Linked DNA regions of Homo sapiens: region 2 is linked to region 1. Evidence: read pairs that join two places in POLR2A ChIA-PET (ENCODE). Cell type or tissue: GM12878. All regions are shown on one strand. Each heading gives the region's core, and the rest is flanking DNA. Links, peaks and the distances in the headings are about the cores only. Region 1 has its middle 92 kb from the start of ZNF217. Region 2 overlaps LOC105372672 (a long non-coding RNA gene).

Region 1 (5,377 bases), core at 61-5,060:
GGCATGGTGGCGTGCACCTGTAATCCCAGCTATTTGGGAGACTGAGGCAGGAGAATCGCTTGAACCTGGGAGGTAGAGGTTGCAGTAAGCCGAGATTGTGCCACTGCACTGCAGCCTGGGTGACAGAGCAAGACTCTATCTCAAAAAAAAAAAAAAAAGCAGGAAAAAAACAAACAAAAAACAATGAAAATTAGCAGGGCCTGGTGGTGCACACCTGTAATTCCAGCTACTTGGGAGGCTGAGGCATGAGAATCCCTTGAACCTGGGAGGTGGAGGTTGTAGTGAGTCAAGATGGAGCCACTGCATTCCAGCCTGGATGACAGAGCAAGACTCCGTCTCAAAAAATTAAAAAAAAAAAAAAGAGATCTAACAGAAGTTGAGACTCACAGTATACCTAGCACGCTTCTCAGTGATTAGCTTATTTAATCCCCAGAACAGCTTAGTGAAGGAGGCATTATTTATTATTCCCATTTCACAGATGAGAAAACAGAGGCTTAACAATATGAAGTGACCATGTAAATTCCCATGGCAGTGACAGTGGAGCTGGGATTTGAATGTTAGCAGCCTTGATGCTTAACTCGATTTTTCTTTCTTCTGTTTTCTTACCACAGTACTAAGGAGGGACTTAATGCCATTTGTTCCCTACCCACTTGGCATTCATTCCTACCTGCCTTTGCTAACTGGCATTACTGATTGTCCACTAGATGCAACACCTATGCTAAACAATGGGGAACACAAAGATCTTAGGGATTTTTTTTTTTTTTTGAGACGGAGTCTCGCTCTGTTGCCCAGGCTGGTGTGCAGTTGCGTGATCTCGGCTCACTGCAAGCTCCGTCTCCTGGGTTCAGGCCATTCTCCTGCCTCAGCCTCCCGAGTAGCTGGGACTACAGTCGCCCACCACCACGCCCAGCTAATTTTTTGTATTTTTAGTAGAGACGGGGTTTTACCGTGTTGGCCAGGATGGTCTCGATCTCCTGTCCTCGTGATCTGCCTGCCTTGGCCTCCCAAAGTGCTGGGATTACAGGCATGAGCCACCGTGCCCGGCTGATCTTAGGGATTAACTGATTGATTGATTGACTGATTTATCTTTTTTCAACCCTGGCCTACAGAAGATCTTTGGAATTCACATAAGGTTTTTCTTGGGCCGGGCATGGTGGCTCACGCCTGTAATCCCAGCACTTTGAGAGGCCAAGGTGGGTGGATCACCTGAGGTCAGGAGTTCAAGACCAGCCTGGCCAACATGGTGAAGCCCTGTGTCTACTAAAAATACAAAAATTAGCGGGGTGTGGTGGTGGGCGCCTGTAATCCCAGCTACTTGGGAGGCTGAGGCAGAAGAGGTGGAGGTTGCAGTGAGCCAAGATCACACCACTGCACTCCAACCTGGGTGACAGAGAGAGACCCTGACTCAAAAATAAATAAATAAATAAATATATACGATTTTTTTTTTTTTGGAGGCAGGGCCTTGCTGGATCACCCAGGCTAGAGTGCAGGCACAATCTCGGCTCATTGCAACCCCCGCTTCCCAGGCTCAAGACATCTCCCACCTCAGCCTCCTGAGTAGCTGGGACTACAGGCACGTGCCACCACACCTGGCTAATTTTTTGTATTTTTGGTAGAGACGGGGGTCTCACTATGGTATCCAGGCTGGTCTCAAACTCCTGAGCTCAAGTGATCATCCCGCCTCAGCCTCCCCAAGTGCTGGAATTACAGGCGTGAGTCCCCTCCCTCGGTCGATTTTAGGAATGTAAAGGCTGGTAGAGCACTTCCAACTCCCTGTGTTTGGATTCACGGATTCTTCATGGAGCATTTCCCCAGGAAAAGACACACAAACAGATTAGGTGCACAATTACAGGGGTTTCATTAATATTCTCCAAGTTTATTTATGGATTCCCTAGACTTCCAAGATAAGGGCACTTGGTTTTACAGCATAATCCCCATATTTTATCACCCATAGGTTCACAGGATTGGGTGACTTGTTCAGGAGACTTAGTGAAGTGTTGTTCGTTTAATGTCTACGCTAAGTGAGTAAATGTATGGTCCTCAGTATTCTCAACCCTAAGTTACGGAATTGCTAGACACAGGGCCAGCTTCATGGGTGTATGTCTTGGGCAGCAGTTGCTTAGGGCTCTGTGCTCGGAAGCAGCCCGTCTCGAATGTCTGGGCTCAAGCAGTCTTCCCTCCTCAGCCTCCCAAAGTGCTGGGACTGCGCGCATGCACTACTGCACCCTGCCACTTTGAAATTTTTAATAACTTTTTGAACAAGAAGCCATGTGTTTTCATTTTGCACTGGACCTTACAAATTATGTAGCTGGCCCTTATTAGACATTGTGACACCTAAGAGAGACCACCCCCTGGGAGGACTGAACACTTGAAAAAATAATATTTATTGAGCAGGTATTAATTCATTTAACCTTCACAATGACCCGGTGTGGCAGGTTCTAATTTTACCCACATTTTACAGATGAGGAAAGCATTCTGTAAATGCAGTCAATTCTTGAAATGTCTAGTGTTGCTTAGTAATTAGAGGGCCTTACTTATGACCAAGAAGTTTACAATTTTGCCTATTTGCATACATTCTCCATCTATTTTAAACAAACAAGAGCCAAAAAACAAAACAAAACAAGCAACAACAACAACAAAACAAGAAAAAGTTGAGCCCCAGCTGTGCAGATTTCTTTCTGAAAACACTGGGTTATTATATTGAGTATTTTAGTACTAATTTAGAAAGTATTTTGATCTTGATTCGTCTACTGATCATGTCAGAATCCAACTCTGAATAATACTGAACGTGATTAGAGTCCCCAGAACTGAGCCAGACTGGGTCTGCAGAAAGTTCTTACAGCTACCAAAGATGGCTTGATATGTGTCTGGTGGGGGTAGGGAGGAGAGTGTGGCCTGTGGTTCCTCACAGCGGGGAGCAAGTGGCCTGTGGGTGGAAGAAACTGTCACTTCACCTGCAGCTGGGGGCACCCATCTTATTCATTACAAGGTCTGAGGAAGCTGGTTTACCAGGTCAGAATTCAGAAACGTGGATTTCACCTTTACCAGCTACTCAGCCCTAAGGCAGTTCACAATCTGAGTAACCATGGGCTGCTGAATTGTGATTGTTTAAAAACAGGCCGGGCTCAGTGGCTCATGCCTGTAATCCCAGCACTTTGGGAGGCTGAGGTGGGTGGATCACGAGGTCAGGAGATCGAGATCATCTGGGTAACATAGTGAAACCCTGTCTCTACTGAAAAAAAAAAAATACAAAAATTGGCTGGGTGTGGTGGTGCGTGCCTGTAATCCCAAGCTACTCGGGAGGCTGAGGCAGGAGAATCGCATGAACCCAGGAGGCAGAGGTTGCAGTGAGCTGAGATTGTGTTACTGCACTCCAGCCTGGCAACAAAGCTAGACTCCGTCTCAAAAAATATAAATAAATAAATAAAAATAATATGGCCCAGCCTGGGCACCGTGGCTCACGCCTGTATTCCTAGCACTTTGGGAGGCCAAGGTGGGTGGATAGCCTGAGGTCAGGAGTTTGAGACCAGCCTGGTTGGTGAAACCTCGTCTATATTAAAAAAATACAAAAAATTAGCTGGGCATGGTGGCGGGCGCCTGTAATCCCAGCTACTCGGGAGGCTGAGGCAGGAGAATCGCTTGAATCCAGGAGGTGGAGGTTGCAGTGAGCCGAGATTGTGCCACTGTACTCCAACCTGGGCAACAAGAGCAAAACTCTGTCTCAAAAAATATATAATAATAATAATAATAATAATATGGCTGGGTGTGGTGGCTCACGCCTGTAATCCCAGCACTTTGGGAGGCTGAGGCGGGTGGATCACCTGAGGTCAGGAGTTTGAGACCAGCCTCCAACATGGTGAAACTCCATCTCTACTAAAAACACAAAAAAATTAGCCAGGCGTAGTGGTGCACGCCTGTAATCCCAGCTACTCAGGAGGCTGAGAAAGGAGAATCACTTAAACCCAGAAGGCGGAGGTTGCAGTGAGCTGAGATCGTGCCATTGCACTGCAGCCTGGGCGAGGAGCGAAACTCTATCTCAAAAAAAATAAATAAATAAAATAAAAATAATATGGATTGCTAACTCAAAAGAGAACTGAAAGTTTTTTCTCTTCGCACTAAATAAAACCTCCCAAACTGTGGGGCCTTTAGATGCTAAAAGAAATGCTAGATTTTCTAATTAGTCTTCTCTAATAAAATACTTTTACAGTTTTCTGTGCCAACTGGTATATTATTCCCATAATTATTTGATTAAAAAGGAATGAAGTTCTTTGAAAACCATATTATGGTAATATTAGAACTGAAATTATACTTGTCATTTCATACTATTGCCTATGGAGTTTTTGATCTTTCTCATTATGCCGATTTGTGAGATTTCTTTTTCTTTCTGTGGGAAAACCCTGTGGACTTCTCTTCTTCCCTCCCGCCCTTCTTTCCTTCCTCCCTTCCTTCTTTCCTTCCAAAAGAAATGAACTGGTTTATTATTTTGTAGGATATGCATTATTTCCTATATAATTTTGGGACAAGCTGGTTTCCTTTCATGAGTAATTTATTAATACACTGTATTTAAAAAATCTAAATATAGGGGTGTGGGGATGGGAAAAAAAGAAAAAACTAAATATTATAATTGAGCCTGATTGCATGATATGTATTCATGTATTTCAGCCTAAACATGAAAATAAATACCCAAGTTTCTTTTTAAACACCCAGTATTTAAAAGTGCTAGGCTCTGCAACAGGCGCTGTAAATATTGAGCTGATGAAAACCAGTTTAAACAATTATTGCTTTATTTTAAACATTTATTGAGGTTCTATGCTAAGAACCTCTAGATTCTCTGAATTTTTTTTCTACTTTAAAAAATAGAGACGGGATCTCACTACGTTGCCCAGGCTGGTCTTGAACTCCTGGGCTCAGTGATTCTCCCACCTTGGCCTCCCAGAGTGCTAGGATTAAAGGCATGGGCCACCATACCCAGCCTAGATTGTCTCATTTAATCCAGAGAAACATGCAAGGAGATGATATTATTATCCATGTATTACTCATGAGAAACACCCAGAGAGATTAAGTAACTTGTCCAAGGACACACAGCTATTGAATGGTGGTGCTGATTATAAAACTAGATCTGTCTGATTGCAAATCAAGATCACTTATAACTGTTGGGTGTGGTGGCTCACACATATAATCCCAGCACTTTGGGAGGCTGAGGTGGGAAAATTGGCTTGAAGCCAAGAGTACCAAACCAGCCTGGTCAACATATCAAGACTGTTTCTACAGGCCGGGCGCGGTGGCTCACGCCTGTAATCCCAGCACTTTGGGAGGCTGAGGCGGGCGGATCACGAGGTCAGGAGATCATCAAGACCATCCTAGCTAACACGGTGAA
Region 2 (5,377 bases), core at 277-5,276, 49 kb before region 1:
TTGAGATGGAGTCTTGCTCTGATGCCTAGGCTGCGGTGCAGGGGTGGAATCTCAGCTCACTGCAACCTCCTTATCCCAGGTTCAAGCGATTCTCCTACCTCAGCCTCCCTAGTAGCTGGGATTACAGATGCCCGCCACCACTCCCTACTAATTTTTGTATTTTTAGTAGAGACGGGGTTTCACCATGTTGGCCAGGCTGGTCTCAAACTCCCGACCTCAAGTGATCCACCCGCCTCGGCCTTCCAAAGTGCTGGGCTTACAGGCATGAGCCGCCGCACCAGGTCATGTTTTTATTTATTTTTTGTTAGATACTGGGTCGTGCTATATTGCCAGAGCTGGTCTCAAACTCCTGGGCTCAAATGACCCTCCCGCCTCAGCCTCCCAAAATGCTATTTTTCCTTTTTACGTGTTAAAGAAACCTGGACACATGTCTGTAAAAGTTCCCCACGTTTTAAACTCTGGTGATTTCCAACTCCCTGGTGTTATTGAACCTGTTTCTCCATTCTCTGTACTTCCTGTAAACCAGGAGTTAGACCTGGAGGCCTGATTAGATGCAGGGTTGATTCTTGGGAGCAGTTGAAGATGACAGGCAACCTGATTCTCGGTATTGTGTTAGAAAGCACACAGAGTGAGTGGAATCTAGAAGGATGTACACCAGCACGTTATCGGTAGTTATTTTGGGGAAGTAGAGTGACCTTATTTTTGCTGATCTAAATTTTATTTCTTTTTTTCACAGTGAGCATGCCTTTCTCCTGAAAAATAAAAAATAGTTGGTGTTTACTGCAATCGTATGGCAAATACTGTGTTGAGAGATTAATTTACATGAACTCATAGAACCCTCAGGGCAAGTTTATGAGGTATTTACCATCTATGCTCTGCAGTATTTATTTATTTATTTATTTATTTATTTATTTATTTATTTGAGATGGAGTCTCACTCTGTTTTCCAGGTGGAGTGCAGTGGTGCAATCTCGGCTCACTGCAACCTCTGCCTCCCAGGTTGAAGTGATTCTCCTACCTCAGCCACCCGAGTAGCTGGGATTGCAGGCATGTGCCACCATGCCTGGCTAATTTTTGTGTTTTTGGTAGAGATGGGAGTTTCACCATGTTGGCCAGACTGGTCTCGAACTCCTGACCTAAGGTGATCCACCTTCCTCAGCCTCCCAAAGTGCTGGGATTACAGGCGTGAGCCACCGTGCCTGGCTGCAGTAAACATTCAGAAATATGAAGTAACTTGCCCGAGTTCATATGGTCGGTCTTGGGTAGAGGTGGATTTTATCTGTCAGCTGTCTGACTCTGAAGGGATTCTGATTCTGGAAAGTGTGGCATGCAACCTGAGAGACTTAATTTCTTTCTGGAAGATTCCCTTAAGTTATTCTGATGCAGACCCAGGCCTGAGAACCACAGCCTCTCTGCCCACCACATGATGTCACCATCCATAAAACATCTGCTCTCCAGCCTAAATTTGCTCTCAGCTGAAAAGTATTCTGTGCCCATCACATGTGAAGCCTGAAGCACGATGCTGGCGCAGTGGACCCAACAAGAGCACCTTCCTCTCCCCGCCTTGCCCCTTGGAGACGAGGCTCAAGGCTCCAGGCTGAAGAATCAAGTTGATCATCACAACAGCAGTAGCCTCCTAAGCACTCTCTGCAGCTCCACCCCAACTTCCCCTCCAGGCTCTTCTCTTCACAGTGCCATTCATGCCACTGATCTTTGTTGAGTTCCCACTATATGCCAGATACGTCAGGACACATTACTGCAAACAGACAGAAACCTTGGTCTTCATGGAGGTAACAGCTTAGGGGTTTGGGAGGGGTCAGTAAAAAAAAGATAAACAAGACAGTAAGTTAAATATAGAGAAAGGCAAATGATGATAAGCTGTTAAGAAAGAAGGATAGGGCCGGGTGCAGTGGCTCCTGCCTGTAATTCCAATGCTTTGGTAGGGCAAACTGGGAGAATCGCTTGAGGCCTGGAGCTCAAGAGCAGCCTGGACAACATAGCAAGACTCCATTTCTTAAAAAAAAAATTTTTTTTTTTGAGACAGAGTTTCGCTTTTGTTGCCCAGGCTGGAGTGCAATGGTATGATCTGGACTCACTGCAACCTCTGCCTCCCCAGTTCAAGCGATTCTCCTGTCTCAGCCTCCCTAGTAGCTGGTATTACAGGTGCATGCCACTATACCCGGCTAATTTTTGTATTTTTAGTAGAGACGGGGTTTCATCATATTGATCAGGCTGGTCTCGAACTCCTGACCTCAGGTGATCCACCGCCTTGGCCTTCCAAATTGCTGGGATTACAGGCCTGAGCCACTGAGCTCGGCCACAAAAAAAAAGAAAAAAAAATTAACAAATTAGCCAGACATGTTGGCGCCCAGTTGTACTCTCAGCTACTTCAGGGGCAGGCTAAGGCAGGAGAATCCCTTGAGCCCAGGAGTTCGAGGCAGCAGTGAGCTAGGAATGTGCCACTGCACTCCAGCCTGGATGACAGAGTGAGACAGAGAGAGGAAAGAAGAAGGAAGGAAGGAAGGAAGGAAGGAAGGAAGGAAGGAAGGAAGGAAGGAAGGAAGGAAAGAAGGAAGGAAGAGAAAGAAAGAGAGAAAGAAAGAAAAGAAAGGAAAGGCCGGCCACAGAAAGAAAAGAGAAAGAAGAGAAGAGTAAAGAAAAGAAATGAAATGAAAAGGAAGAAAAGAAAAGGCGAGGTACAGTGCCTCATACCTGCAATTTAAGCACTTTGGTAGGCTGAGACAGGAAGATTGCTTGAGGCTAGGAGTTTGAGACCAGCCTGGGCAATGTACCAAGACCTTGTCTCTACAAAAATTTTTAAAAAGTTATCCAGGCTTGATGGCACATGCCTGTGGTCCCAGCCACTCGGGAGGCTGAGGTGGAAGGATCACCTGAGCCCAGGAGGTTGAGTCTGCAGTGAGCCATGATCATGCTATTGCCCTCTAGCTTGGGCAACAGAGCAAGACCCTGTCTCAAAAACAAAAAAAAAAAAGAAGAAGAAGAGGAAGAAGAAGAAGAAAAAGAGGAAGAAGAAGAAGAAAAAGAGGAAGAAGAAGAAGGAGGAGGAGGAAAGGAAGGAAAGGAAGGAAAGGAAAGGAAAGGAAAGGAAAGGAAAGGAAAGGAAAGGGAAAAGGGATAGGTTGAATAGGGATTGTGTGTGTGTTTGTAATTTTTGAGAGCATGGCCAGGGAAGTACTCCCTAAGGCAGGGGGTCAACTAATTACGGACTGAGGCCAAATCCAGCCTATTGCCTGTTTATGTACAATGGCAAGCTAAGAATTGTCTTACATTTTTAAATAGTTGAAAAAAGTCAAAGGAAGAATGTTTTCTGACACCTGAAAGTAACTTATGTGACATTCTATCTCAGTGCCCACAGTGAAGTTTCTTTTTTTTTTTTTTTTCTTTTTTTTTACCCTGAGTCCCGATCTGTTGCCCAGACTGGAGTTCAATGGCATGATCTCGGCTCACTGCAACCTCTGCCTCCTGGGCTCAAGCAATTCTCCTGCCTCAGCCTCCCGGGTAGCTGGGATTACAGGGGTGTGCCACCACGCCCGGCTAATTTTTATTTTTAGTAGAGATGGGGTTTCACCATGTTGGCCAGGCTGGTCTTGAACTCCTGACCTCAGGTAATCCACCTGCCTCAGCCTCCCAAAGTGCCGGGATTACAGGCGTGAGCTACCGTGCCCGGTATCAATGAAGTTTTATTGGAACACAGCTATGCTCATTGGTTTACTTACTGTCTGTGGTTGCTTTTGCCTGACAAAGGCAGAGTTGAGTATCTGCCACAGAGACCCTGTGGCCCACAGAACCTAAAATATCCACCCTCTGGTTTGTTTGTTTGTTTGTTTGTTTGTTTGAGAGGGAGTTTCGCTCCTGTTGCCCAGGCTGGAGCGCAATGGTGCGATCTTGGCTCACTGCAACCTCTACCTCTCAAGTTCAAGCGATTCTCCTGCCTCGGCCTCCTGAGTAGCTGGGATTACAGGCATGTGCCACCAGGCCTGGCTAATTTTTTGTATTTTTAGTAGAGAAGAGGTTTCACCGTGTTAGCCAGGATGGTCTTGATCTCCCGACCTCAGGTGATCCGCCCTCCTTGGCCTCCCAAAGTGCTGGGATTATAGGCATGAGCCACCACGCCCAGCCTACTCTCTGGTTTTTAACCATTCGCTGACTCCTGCCCTAAGATGTCATTTGAAGAGACACCTGAGGCAGGTGAGGGAGCCAGTCATGCATTTATCTGGGGGAATATTCTAGCAGATGTCACAGCAAATGCAAAGACCCTGAAATAGGATGTCTGCTGTGTTCTTGGCAAGGCATGAAACTCACTATGACTGGAGCAGAGTGGATGAGGTCAGAAAGCAAGGATGGACCAGATCACGCACAGTCTTTGCTCCTAGCCTGAGGCAGATGGGAGCCATGGCAGGTGTGTGTGTGTGTGTGTGTGTGTGTGTGTGTGTGTGTGTGTGTGTGAGAGAGAGAGATAGGGTTTTGCTCTGTCATCCAGGCTGGAGCACAGTGGTGCAATCATAGCTTACTGCAGCCTCAACCTCCTGGCCTCAAGTGATCCTCCCACCTCATTCTCCCAAGTAGCTGGGACTACAGACATGAGCCACCATGCCTGGCTAATTTTAAAATTTCTTGTAGAGATAGTGTCTGACTACGTTGCCCAGGCTGGTCTTAAACTCCTGTCCTCAGGTGATCCTCTCACCTTGGCTTCCCAAGGTGCCGGGATTATAGCTGTGAGCCACTGCACCCACCCGCCATGGCAGTTTTGAGGCAAGCGGTGATGTGGTCTGGCTTATTTTAACAGGATCTCTCTATTTTAAGAATAGACTGGCTGGGCACGGTGGTTCACATCTGTAATCCCAGCACTTTGGGAGGCCAATGCGGGTAGATCACCTGAGGTCGAGATCAGCCTGGCCAAAATGGCAAAACCCCGTCTCTACTAAAAATACAAAACTTAGCCAGGTGTAGTGGTGTTTGCCTGTAATCCCAGCTACTTGGGAGGCTGAGGCAGGAGAATACCTCAAATCCGGGAGGCAGAGATTGCAGTGAGCCGAGATCACGCCACTCCACTCCAGCCTGGGCAACAAAGTGAGACTCCATCTCAAAAAAAATAAAAAGAATAGAGTGAAAGATAGAGTGAAAGGGAGGGCAAGAATGGAAACAGTGAAACTAGCAATGAAGGCATTCTAATAATCTGGATGACAAATGATGAGGGGTTGAGCCAGGGAGCTGACAGAGGAGCTGGAATTTATCTAGTGGGATTCTACATCCATGTTGAAGGTACAATAGACAGGATTTGCTCTAGACTAGATACATGAGGGAGCAGTCAGGGATGACTCCGAGGTTTCTGGCCTAAGCCAATAAATGCTGGACTC

What was found. ChIA-PET counts read pairs that join two places held together with the same protein. Peaks named below come from ENCODE experiments on the same cell type or tissue, not always from the same donor. Only the 100,000 strongest peaks of a DNase experiment are listed, where the experiment ranks them.
Region 2: POLR2A ChIA-PET joins it to region 1 with 9 read pairs; 15 of 35 experiments call an interaction of 5 or more read pairs at or near these places.

Annotation. Positions count from the first base shown.
Region 1 is chr20:53,683,212-53,688,588 of GRCh38, forward strand. No RefSeq gene overlaps it. Among named protein-coding and RNA genes, the nearest start is that of ZNF217, 92 kb to the left of the region's middle. In GM12878, for the core only: no CTCF peak of the experiment used is centred there; a DNase peak (open chromatin) is centred at 2,930; H3K27ac peaks cover 1,208 bases.
Region 2 is chr20:53,633,794-53,639,170 of GRCh38, forward strand. It overlaps LOC105372672 (a long non-coding RNA gene), which reads left to right. Exons shown (of 3, transcript NR_134576.1): 3 at 737-797. Among named protein-coding and RNA genes, the nearest start is that of ZNF217, 43 kb to the left of the region's middle. In GM12878, for the core only: no CTCF peak of the experiment used is centred there; no DNase peak of the experiment used is centred there.